2 separate regions of the Homo sapiens genome follow, and region 2 is linked to region 1. Evidence: chromatin contacts called from ENCODE Hi-C or POLR2A ChIA-PET data. All regions are on one chromosome and are shown on one strand. The core of a region is the stretch at or near the end of the contact, and the rest is flanking DNA. Distances in the headings are between cores, read along the strand shown. Region 1 holds the start of LOC124904243 (a long non-coding RNA gene). Region 2 overlaps RAB31 (RAB31, member RAS oncogene family).

Evidence for each region. A loop is a pair of places that touch in the nucleus more often than their neighbours do. ChIA-PET counts read pairs that join two places held with the same protein, here RNA polymerase II (POLR2A). Pooled maps may share reads with other maps.
Region 2: a loop to region 1 is called in a pooled map, with 5 times the contacts of the local background. The contact joins two enhancer-like sites. A Hi-C loop is called at or near these places in 1 of 37 single-sample maps with no recorded cell type and 7 of 50 pooled maps. POLR2A ChIA-PET finds 5 or more read pairs at or near these places in 1 of 52 experiments (endothelial cell of umbilical vein).

Annotation. Positions count from the first base shown.
Region 1 is chr18:9,065,239-9,071,575 of GRCh38, reverse strand. LOC124904243 (a long non-coding RNA gene) reads left to right here and starts at 5,785. Exons shown (of 2, transcript XR_007066278.1): 1 at 5,785-6,238. RefSeq lists an enhancer at 4,705-4,924. Within about 2 kb of position 1,760, at least 3 of the 41 ENCODE cell types and tissues checked have a DNase peak (open chromatin) inside an H3K27ac peak, as active enhancers do.
Region 2 is chr18:9,769,522-9,775,308 of GRCh38, reverse strand. RAB31 (RAB31, member RAS oncogene family) reads right to left here. Exons shown (of 7, transcript NM_006868.4): 2 at 1-31. Among named protein-coding and RNA genes, the nearest start is that of RAB31, 64 kb to the right of the region's middle. RefSeq lists an enhancer at 3,895-3,944. Within about 2 kb of position 3,713, at least 19 of the 41 ENCODE cell types and tissues checked have a DNase peak (open chromatin) inside an H3K27ac peak, as active enhancers do.

The sequences.
Region 1 (6,337 bases), core at 511-3,010:
TATCATATATATATATTTCCTTTTTTTTTTTTTTTTTTGAGACAGAGTACTGCTCTCTCACCCAGGCTGGAGTGCAGTGGCACTATCTCAGTTCACTGAAGCTTCTGCCTCCCAGGTTTAAGTGATTCTCCTGCCTCAACCTCCTGAGTAGCTGGGACTACAGGTGCCCGCCACCACGCCTGGCTAATTTTTGTATTTTGAGTGTTGGTCAGGCTGGTCTCGAACTCCTGACCTCGGGTGATCCACCCGCCTCGGCCTCCCAAAGTGCTGGGATTACAGCGAGCCACCATGCCTGGCCAGTTTCTAAATATTTCTTTCCTTTCTTTTTTTTTTTTGAGATGGAGTTTTGCTCTTGTTGCCCAGGCTGGAGTGCAATGGTGTGATCTCAGCTCACTGCAACCTCCGCCTCCCAGGTTCAAGCAATTCTCCTGCCTCAGCCTCCTGAGTAGCTGGGATTACAGGCATGCATAACCACACCTGGCTAATTTTTGTATTTTTAGTAGAGACGGGGTTTCTCCATGTTGGTCAGGCTGGACTTGAACTCCCGACCTCAGGTGATCCACCCACCGTGGCCTCCCAAAGTGCTGGGATTACAGGTGTGAGCCACCGCGCCTGCCCATATTTCTTTAAAAGGCTGTTAAAATGCCCAAGGTAGTAAATGGGATGGAATTTGAGGCACATAAATGGGAACTCTATGCTCGCCAGTCCAGTCTATTCTTTTCTCTTTGATGCTGGGGTAACATATGACTGATCTCTGGAAGTTCCATCATGATGACGCAAAGCCATTCAAGCAAGACAATCCTAGTTTTGAATTTCAATGCAGAAACTTGCTAGCTGAGCTTCAGCATCCTAATCTGAAAATGAGAAGCCAATAGGTGATGTGCCCACCTCATGGTAGGTGCTCAACATAAGTAGCTATTAGAAATAGCACGAGTTGCCAGGTGCCACGGCTCATGCCTGTCATCTCAGCACTTTGGGAGGCTGAGGTGGGAGAATCACTTGAGCCCAGGAGTTTGACACCAGCCTGCACAACATAGGGAGACGCTGTCTCTACAAAAAATAAAAATTAGCCGGGCACAGTGGCTCACGCCTGTAGTCCCAGCTACTCAGGAGGCTGAGGTGGGACGTCAAGGCTGCAGTGACTGATGATTGCACCACTGCACTCCGGCCTGGGCCACAGAGTGAGATCCTGTCTCAAAAAAAAACAAACAGAAAGAAATAATATAAATCACTAATTCACAGATACCATTTAAATAGTTGCAGGAGCCTTCATTGCCCTAGATTTCTATATCTTAGAACTGTAAATATCCCTAAACAATTTAAAGCCTACAGCTGAGCCTGAACCCCAACAAGGACTTTTTTTGTTTTTGGGGCAGTCTGGCGAGACCCTTAACTCTATTCTCTTACTCTGTTTACAACTATGTTATTTATTACCAATCTCAGTGGAACTGCTTTCCTTCCTTGTGTAGAGCCTTACATATTTCACAGAGCACACGGGTCCCTGGTAATTTTCCTTCTCGAAGCAGGGCACCCTCCTGCTGCCCAAATATCAGGACAGTGTTCTGCGTGAGTGGGACGGGCCTGGAGAGGAGTGACGGCCTTCCCTTCCACGCGGTCTCTCTCCTCAGTCGTCCCTCTCTGCTTCCTCCTTCCTTCGCCCACCTGCTGCAGCTTATCCCAGAGGAAGTGGAACTGACAAACCATTGCTAAAAATACCCCCAGCTTGCCTCCTCAAGGGGGTGTCCCGTGAGGAAATGAGAAAATGAACGAGCAGTCTATAAGACCAACGAGGGCTACAGAAACACCAGAGGCTGTTTTTATGTTATGGATCCACTTCCAGTAACATTAGGGGCAGGGACTTGGTGAGGCAACCATGGCCTGCCCCTTACCAGCTGTGTGGCCTCAGGCAAATCATCAAACCTTTTGAAGCCTGGGTTAATTCATTTGTAAACTGGAAAATAATACCTACCATTCACAGCGTTCTTTAAGAATCAAAGCACACAGGCACTGTAGTGGAGACCTTGAAAACATCCTACCTACTATAAGTGATCCATAAATACCAATGGTTGAGTTTAAAAAATTTTTAAATTATTTTATTTATTTTTTTTAGGGAAGGTCTTGCTCTGTCCCTCAGGCTAGAGTGCTGTGGTGTGATCATAGTTCACTACAGCCTCGAACTCCTGCCTCAAGCCATCCCTCCGCCTCGGCCTCACAAAGCGCTAGGATTATAGGCACAAGTCACCGTGCCGGTCCCAAAGGTTGCTATACTCATATCTCCTCAGATTTTTTTGCCTTCGAAGGACCAGAAAAGTGGTGCTCAAGTTAAAGTTAAAAAGTTGAAGTTGGCCGGGTGTGGTGGCTCACGCCTGTAATCCCAGCACTTTGGGAGGCTGAGGTGGGTAGATCTCCTGAGGTCAGGAGTTTGGGACCAACCTAGCTAACATGGTGAAACCCTGTCTCTACTAAAAATACAAAAAATAGCCAGGTGTGGTGGCACACGCCTGTAATCTCAGCTACTCAGGAGGCTGAATCAGGATAATAGCTTGAACCCGGGAGGCGGAGGTTGCAGTGGGCTGAGATAGTGCCACCGTACTCCAGCCTGGGCAACAAGAACAAAACTCCATCTCAAAACAAAACAAAACAAAACAAAAAAAGTTAGTTTCCCTTAAGTTATAGTTAAAATGTTATGCCCTTTAACACCCGTGAGTTGTGGGGCAAATGGATGAAAGGCAAGAAATTTGGGGCAGAGGAGCCTTCTTGGTACAGACTCTCATATCACATCGTGTAAATTGCAGTGACATTGCACTGTATTGGGTGACTTTCCGTACTTGAAATTTGGCTTCACAGTGGCCAGTGTCACGATGAGCTCCATGATGGTCTAGTATTCCATTTTAAGTTAACAATGTTTTCAAAGCACAGAGGTTGCTTACCACTTTATGAGTCTCACTGGAATACTGTCTGCTCATCTGCTGGAAATCACCTTCTCCCTTAGTTTATGTCCTTCTGAGTCATAGAAGGCAGGCAGACCTCAGGTGCAAAAGGCATTGATGGTAAAGGTGTGGGAGGAGGAGGGACATAAGAGACTGGAGGAGAAAGGCAAGGCGTGGGAGAGACAGTGGAGAGCTGGAAGAGGAACTTTCTTATTGTGTTTTTAGGGGAAATGTTTCATCAAAGGCTGCTGTGCCTACCACTCCTAATGGATGAGATGATTTTAGGTGGTAAACAGTTGAACATATGAAATTTCAGAACAAAAAATGAAAAAAGATGAAAATAAAATAAATTTAAAAAAGAAATAAAATGTCAGGTCATGCGTGGTGGCTCACACCTGTAATCCCAGCACTTTGGGAGGCCGAGGCAGGTGGATTGCTTGAGTTGAGGAGTTTGAGACCGGTCTGGGCAAGGCGGCAAAACCATGAGAACAGATTGGGGTTGGGTTGGGCTCAGTTTCTGACATAATCGTTCAGGATTGGAAGGCATGTGAGGCAAAGGTCCTTAGGAGTAAACTTGTCTAATAAACGAGCTCTTTGCCCAGGTAAGCAAACTGCCTGCCCAAATACATTGATTTGCAGGAATTTTCTGAAGCAAATTGCCAAGTTACATATTGGCTTACAGTCTTATTTTCCTGGGCGAGTGTTTCCTGGAAAAAAAGCTGTGTCATATTGACATTGATGGACTCAGTGCTTATAATTATTTGTTTAGTTAATGTGTGTTTGAAAATATATAACTAGGCCGGGTAAGGTGGCTCACACCTGTAATCCCAGCACTTTGGGAGGCCAAGGTGGGCAGATCACCTGAGGTCTGGAGTTCCAAGACCAGCCTGGCCAACATGGTGAAACCTCGTCTCTACCAAAAATACAAAAATTATCCATGTGTGGTGGTGCACGCCTGTAATCCCAGCTACTTGGGAGACTGAGGCACAAGAATCACTTGAACCCAGGAGGCGGAGGTTTGCACTCCAGCCTAGGCAACAGAGTGAGACTCTGTCTCAAAAAAAAAAAAAAAAAAAGGAAAGAAAGAAAGAAAAGAAAATATATAACTAGTGACATTTTGAGGTGGATGATTCAAATAAAATAAAAAACTAAACAAAAAATAAAAAAAAAAGTAAATATATAACTAGCATATCCAACCACTGATCTTGAAGGTAATATTATTTAGGGCAACACTGAAGAATATTGGGTTTAAAGTTAAAAACTAAGTGATTTAAAGAAAAATACATTAAATAACTAATAGTACGGATGATACTTATTTATCTATGACAAAAATTGTGACCACTATAAATGAAAGACTGAAATGTGAAAAGCACGGCTCAACACTGTCAGAATATCTCGGTAGGGTCTAGGCTAGAGGACAGCCCTAGCACAGGGGAAGGTGTGTAACTCATAGGTGAATCATCAGAAAGAACCAGGGGAAGAGAGTGGGGTTGCAGAGCTGGTCACCTGATCTGGGAGGGACATGAACACCCACTGGGTTTGGTGTCATTTCTGTTGTGCAAATGAACTGAGAATTAGAAAAGTCCCCCTGGCTGGAAACAGAGTTTGTAGTGGACCTACTTGGGTCTAAAGCTTTCAAATAGGAAGTAACAGTTGGGTTGGAAGATCCCATGAAAGGCGGTTGGGTTCCCCAAGAGAGGCACCTGCCATCGCGGTCACCAGGCCCCACTGAGAACAGGCCAGGTGCCAACTGAACAGCATAGTGAAGAGGGGCTGAAATTCATTTAAGGTCAAGCCAGCCTATATGGCTTGGTGAGGAATATTTTGGACAAACTGAGAAGGACAGAAGGCAAAGGCAAGGGCAGCTTCTGGTTTTCTAGGAGTCTGAGCCAAAGAAACTTCCAGGGTGGAGCTGGTATAGGGAAAAGGTAACATCCAAATCAATGCAGGCCAAGGTTAGCTTGAATCCAAGAAGAGGAACCTTTGGGACCAGACAGGGTAGGGCCTTAGGTAGAAACCCCAGCAACCAGGGCAGAATTCTGAGCAACTGCTGTTCTCAGGTGGCTGCTGAGACCAAATAAAGCTTGGTCCTGAGTCAGCGGCTGATGTAGTAAAAAGGGAGCAAGCACGGATGTGGGTTCTGAAAGTTGCTAAGAATCTCACTACCGGGAATCACCTGGGGGCCTAAACCTTAGGTAGCTTTACCAGCATTCTATTCCAGCCAAATCCTAGAGTAAAACCTAGAGAATCCTGAAAGAAGACATTCTAAAAGTAACCGTAGGCCAGGCGCCATGGCTTATGCTCATAATCCCAACACTTAGGGAGGCCGAGGCGGGAGGGTTGCTTGAGCCCAGGAGTTCAAGGCTGCAGTGAGCCAGTGAGCTTGGGAGATAGAGCGATACCTTGTCTCAAAAAAAAAAAAAAAAAAAGTAATCCTAGCCCTAGTACCTTTCCTTCAAGACAAGGACAAAATATTGTTGATATTCTGCAAATCCACGATTTCTAGTGGTTCTTGTAACAGCTGCAGTGTTACTCACTGCCTTGTTAACTCCTTGTTAGCTCCCCCGACCAGTGTTGCACGTTGCACTGTGGCTGGAGCATGGCTGCATGGTCAGACTGTTTAGGTACACATGAATGTTCCATCATTCAGTACTCAGAGCACCTCAGACAAGTCACTTACCCTCACTGAGGCTGAGATTTTTGCATTTGTACCTACTTCGTGGAGGTACTGTGAAGTGGGAGTGACAGAATTTATGTAGAATGCTCAGCACATGGTGAGCACGTCATAAATATTAGCTGTTAGCTCTTACTTTATTTATTCATTTATTTATTTTAATCTTTTTTTTCTTTCTAGCTCTCATTTTAATAAAGCTTTAAGGGGATTTTTGATTTGGGATTTTTACTTCCCCTGGACCTGGAGGAAGAGAAAGGAAGGTCAATGAGAGCGTGATGACGGTGCAGAGGCACCTAGGCAAAGCTCTGTGGCCTTTGGGAAAAGACACTACTTGGCTCAGGGCATTAAATACATGTGTGACCTTAATTCTTCTGTCAAAACAACAACAACAAAATCCCCAAACTATGAAAAGCCACAGACTTCTAGGAATAGAAGACAAAAGGAGGAAGGAGGAGGAGGAGGAAGATACCAAGGGGAAAATGATGTGAAAAGCTGATTTTGTAGCCCTGAGCATATAGGAAAAGCCTCCATGGTGATGACTTCTTTGAATAAATGTTGCTTAAAGAAAAAGAAGGCACCAGAAAGAGCAGAAAACAACTGGGTGAATGAAAGAAGAATGTCATGCAGAGGAGAGGTATGTGCAAATGCAGATATTCCATGAAAAGCTATAGCTTTTTTTTTTTTTTTTTTCTTTAGGGAGTTTCACTCTTGTTGCCCAGGCTGGAGTGCCATG
Region 2 (5,787 bases), core at 2,464-4,963, 700 kb before region 1:
ACACGATGCTTGATTTCCCAACCCCAGTGTCCTAGGAAAGAATGAGGATACAACCGTGAAGATGAAGGGCGGCAACTCACAGGTTGTGAGGTTAACTGACCTCACAGATTACCAGAGGACACGACTGGCTATTTCTGGTTGATGAGACTGGGAGAGGGAGTGGGGGGATATTTTCTTCTATTTCTCACCAATATTTTCTATAATAAAATTGTATTGCTTTCACAGAAAGAAAAGAAGTATGGTAAAAATCAGTTTCAGAAACATGTCTGACATGTATACAATATTTAACCAAAAATGAACATGTTCACTATGGATGTATTTTCAGAAATTCTGAAATCTTGGGAGGGCTCTAGAGAAGAAGTACGTGAACATACCACATTGTTTGGGCAGAAACAGAATTCATTCTGTTCAAAACCTTGCATTCAAAAGACACGTAATCTGTTTCTCTAGGCATCACCCTTTAAGACCTATTAATTCTAGTTTCTATGTTTCTAGCATTTTCTCTGTAGAATCTGATGGTTGGGTAATAACTTCCAAATTTTGCTTAATTATATAATGGTCTTGTCTCAGTTCTTTCTCTCTTAAATAATTCTTTAAAGCTGATTATGACGAGGGTCCAATTACACACTGGAAATTCAATGCACGCATTTATATCCACTCCCTTCCAAAGCCCTTGTAAAGTGGTTTAAGAAATAAAAGACACAAATTCACAAAGTCAAAGAGATAGGAGAAGAGACAACACCAGACAAGTGATATCAACAAAATCCAGGAGGACAAGCGGTCCCTGAGAATGAAGAAGCTGAAACCAAACTGCTGGCAGGGAGAGAAGCCAATAAAGAAGCAAGTCAATTCATGCCGCAGAACCTCAGGAAACATCAAGCAATGGAGGGCTGAAAACAGATCAGTTGAAAGGCCACACAACAACATACCCTTGGAGCCCCAGGCCACATAACCAGGGTCAGAGCTTTACTCTCCAGGAAGCCTGCATCGGACGGAGCTGGGCTTGGGGACATCAGGCACAGGTAAGGGAGGGGCCAGGTGCTGTTCACCCTAAGCTGGATAAGCCCACACAGAAGCAGTGAAGGCTCCCCTTTAGGTAGGAGAAAAAAAGCTCTAGAGTTCCCGATATTTGGGATCCCCTAACCAAAGGCCATGTGTGCAGCAGTTGACAAGCCCCAATACAAACAGAGCTTTCAACTTACATTTTTAACTTTTTCAATATAATCACTCACTAAGAAATACCTGACATTTATATGCTCCCCTCCACACACACACACACACAAAACAGCAGGATGTTATTTTAAAAGATCGTTGAGAATACAACCAACCTCTTAGAAATTTAAAATATGGCTAGGTGTAGTGGCTCACACCAGTAATCCTAGCACTTTGGGAGGCCAAAGCAGGATGAACACTTGAGGCCAGGAGTTCAAGGCCAGCCTGGGCAACATAGCAAGACCCCTGACTCTACAAAAAAATGTAAAAATTAGCCGGGTGTGGCGACATGGGCCTGTAGTCCCAGCTACTTGGGAGGCTGAGGCAGGAAGATGGCTTGAGCCCGGGAATTCAAGGGTGCAGTGAGCTATGATTGTGCCACTGCACTCAGCCTGGGTGACAGAGTGAGATTCTGTCTCAAAAAATATATATATTAAAAATATGATGGCAGAAATTAAAATTTCATGGAGGAGTTAGAAAATAAAGTCAGGAAGTTGCCCCAAAAGTAGAAGAAAGTAGAAAAAAGCATCTGCCCTCAATTGTTAATGGCTGCTGTTCTGAGACAGGCAGGAAGGGCAGAGGACACAGGACCCAAGGCTTTATCAACACCGATCGCCGTTGCCAACATGTTCCTACTGGAAGGATCGTGGAGGCGTTCTGAAAACTATACACAAAACGGGAACAAGTGATTTATCGAGAGAATGAAAAAATAGCTGATTCAGTTCTCTTACATTAAAGGTATAAATTTGAAAGCCAAAAGATCAAGGATGAAATGTTGAAATTCAGAGAAATGTGGTTTTCTTCAGACACTGAAATATGAAGTGGGATTTGAAATACCAGTTGGCAATCTGAATTATTTTTACTCCTTCTCAGCCCTGTGTTTGGGGGACAATTCCAGCAAACCTGGGGCAACAGGGGACTTGGCTTTTAATACTCATCAGAAAACCCCTCTCCAGAAGGTCTCGCCTCCCAAGGAGAGCAGCCTGCACTGACCCTGAGCCCTAACAAACACAGCACCAAAGCTGCTGTTTATCTGCATCGTGCAAATCGATGCACAGAGTTCAAAGAGGTGACGGCAGAATCAAAACATCAGCTCCTGAGATGCCAATTGATGCCGCTGCTATTTCTGAGCTGCACCTCAAGTATGGATTCTGGCTCATGTTCCCTCGCAGTCCCCCAAACCACAACTCTTTTCATCTCAGTTGTTCTTAAGACCCCCTGTGGAGGAGCAAATCCTTGCCAGACTGTAGCCCACGTAGCCCCCAAGAAACTGGACACTGAGGAACTGTGACAGCCTGCCCTGCCCTGCCCTTGAAGATTAGGAAATTGCCCCTTACAGCAGGCAGCACACTTTCATGAGGCCAGCTGATTCCTACAAACTGCCAAGGAGGCAGGGTGGGGACCTCTCCCCAACACCGACCACGCTCATTTCTACCTTTCTCCATCACAGTTTAGGAATTCTCCTTCTCAGGGCTATTCCATTCAATCGTTCATTCACTCATTCTTCACTCGCCCAACAGGCATTCCCCAAACCCTCCCTTTCCCATGCCAACAGCAGGCTAGACCCCATTGGCGGGGAGATACCATTCCACCCTCCCTGGCCTCCAGGAGTTCTTAAGCAGGGCCAGGCACACGGCAGGAGGACCAGCACACAGTGGTGATGGGGCTGCCCCACCTGTGGCCCCTCTGAGCTCAGGAGACAACTCCTCGATTTGCTCCTTTTTTTCATTCCTTGATACCCAGGCTTACCCTATCACCCAGTGACAAACCTCGCCTGGTTTCTGTGTGCCCCGGGGCCTTCCTCCTTAGGCTGCAGGTGCTTGCTCAGTTCCCTCACGTGCCCCTGGGGCACAGGGCTGAGGGTGCATCTTCTCGGTGGGGGCGCTGGTCTGAAAAGCACCCCTTTGGAATCTATCATTTACTCTCCCAAGGGATGTGCTCAAAACAATGGACACAAGTCTCAAAGCAGCCAACAAATCAATCCTGCAAGGCCAGCCCCAAAACGCCCTTGAAGGCGGAAAAGGGAAGAAGTCACTTGACAATGCTCAATGTTCAGCTTTACTCATCATCCTCTACAAAGGGCTCAAGCGTCAACGCCAACTTGTCTGAAGAGTTACAGCAGCAAGTCTGCTCAAATTTAGATATAAGCACTGATTTTTCAAACAACAAAGTCACTGTCTCTTTATTTTGAAACATTTTAACTCTCACCTCTTTTAGAATGCACTGTCAAATGTACATTCTTACACACTTGATAGGAAAGAAATAACAGGACGAAAGGATAGACAAAGTTTTAGTTTGTCTCAGAAAGGGAAACATTTCTGCAAAGAACACCACCATCGAATCCTCTCTGACCCGTGGCTTGGGACCGCTCAAGTGGATGCAGTTCCCGACCTCCAGGGGCGACTGCTGTTCCTCGGCTGGCCACCAGGGGCACACCCTACCCGCGGTTTGCTGAGGACAGGCCAGGAGCCAGGCTAAGGAGTCACTCCGCGCTGGGAATGCCCTTCCCCGCAGGAAACTCGCTAGGGCTGTGACACACACACAAGGAAAGTGCCAGGGTAATAGTGGCTGTCGCATGTGAAGACACAGAGGTAGGACTCAGAAAAGAGAATGAAGCCTACTGGGTGAAGAAGGAGCCTTGGAAGAGAGAGACAGGATCAGAGAGGCCTGTCTTTAGGGCCACACTGACGGAAACCCATCTATGTATATATTATTCCATTTCGTAAGATTCTGAGAATACCACAGGCCGTCTTGTCCAGTCCCCTCGTTTTGGTAAAGAGGAAACAGTGTGACTTCCTCAAGGTCACATAGCTGGTTGGTAGAGTCAGAACCAAACTCTTTTGAGTCCTAGTCAAAACCTCTTAAGGCTCTCACTAGGTTAAATCAACTTCCCTGCTAAGTGTACATTTTTCCTTTATTTTTTTAAGAGAGAGGGTCTTGCTCTGTCACCCAGGCTGGAATGCAGTGGTGCAATCATAGCTCACTGCAGCCTCGAACTCCTGAGCTCAAGTGATCCTCTCGCTTCAGCCTCTCCAGTAGCCGAGACTACAGGTGTGCACCGCCACACCCTGCTATTTTTAAATGTTAGGGGTTTTTTTGCAGAGACAAGGTCTTGCTATGTGGGGCAGGCTAACGCAAACTCCCAGGCTCAAATGATCCTCCGGCCTCAGCCTCCCAAAGTGCTGGGGTTATAGGCTTGAGTCACCACACTGGCCTAAATTTCTCAAAAAAAAAAAAAAAAAAAGTCAAATTTCTAGAACTCACAAGTACTTTACTAGTGCTTTCTGGTTTCACGTTGCATAGCTCAAGTTACTCATAGCCTGACAGGCTCTGAAGATAGCCGCTGCAGCCTTAACAGTAATGAAAGGGGCTCAAATTATTGACTGCCGGGGAGACATTAGAATAAACCCGATTCTGACTCCAGAACCTGAAATAAAGTACAGTAAAACCCTACCTGTGGGCCAGATAGTGTTTCATTGTATAATCATTTGTATAGTCGATATCAGAGACGTACTCATGCCCAGCAATTGGTTCCATCTACTTCCTGGGAAATGGATCCCTCATATGAGATTCCTCTCTGAGAACAACCACTTATTCTGAAATGACAACCCCTGCTGTTTGAATTGTCACACTTATTAATCACATGTAAATCTATAATTATGAAATCAGGAACCACAAAGTTTTGGCTGCTGCCACACAAAACGCTAGGCACCACCAATCTGTGAAAACCAAGCACTAACACTTGATTCATTCCTGGACTCCTGCAACGGCCTTCAAGCTTCCTATCCCTCCAGATTAAGAATGATACCTCCCACTACAAGGAGGAGCTGCTAACATTCCTTTTGAAACTATTCCAAACAATAGAAAAGAGGGACTCCTCCCTAACTCATTTTATGAGGCCAGCATCATCCTGATACCAAAACCTGGCAGAGACACAACAAAAAAAGAAAATTTCAGGCCCATATCCCTGATGAACACCAACGCAAAAATCCTCAATAAAATACTGGCAAACTGAATCCAGCAGCATGTCAAAAAGCTTATCCACCACAATCAAGTTGGCTTTATCCCCGGGACGCAAGGCTGGTTCAACATATGCAAATCAATAATCGTAATCCATCACATAAACAAAACCAATCACAAAAACTACATGACATGATTATCTCAATAGATGCAGAAAAGGCCTTTGATAAAATTCAACACGACTTCATGCTAAAAACTCTCAATAAACTAGGTATTGATGGAATGTATCTCAAAATAATAAGAGCTACTTATGACAAACCCACAGCCAGTATCACACTGAATGGGCAAAAGCTGGAAGCATTCCCTTTGAAAACCGGCACAAGGATGCCCTCTCTCACCACTCCTATTCAGCATAGTATTGGAAATTCTAGCCAGGGCAACCAGGCAAGAGAAAGAAAAAAAGGGTATTCAAATAGGAAAAGAAGAAGTCAAATTGTCTCTGTTTGCAGATGACATGATTGCATATTTAGAAAACCCCATTGTCTCAGCTCAAAAATCTCCTTAAGCTGATAAGCAACTTCAGCAAAGTCTCAGGATACAAAATCAATGTGCAAA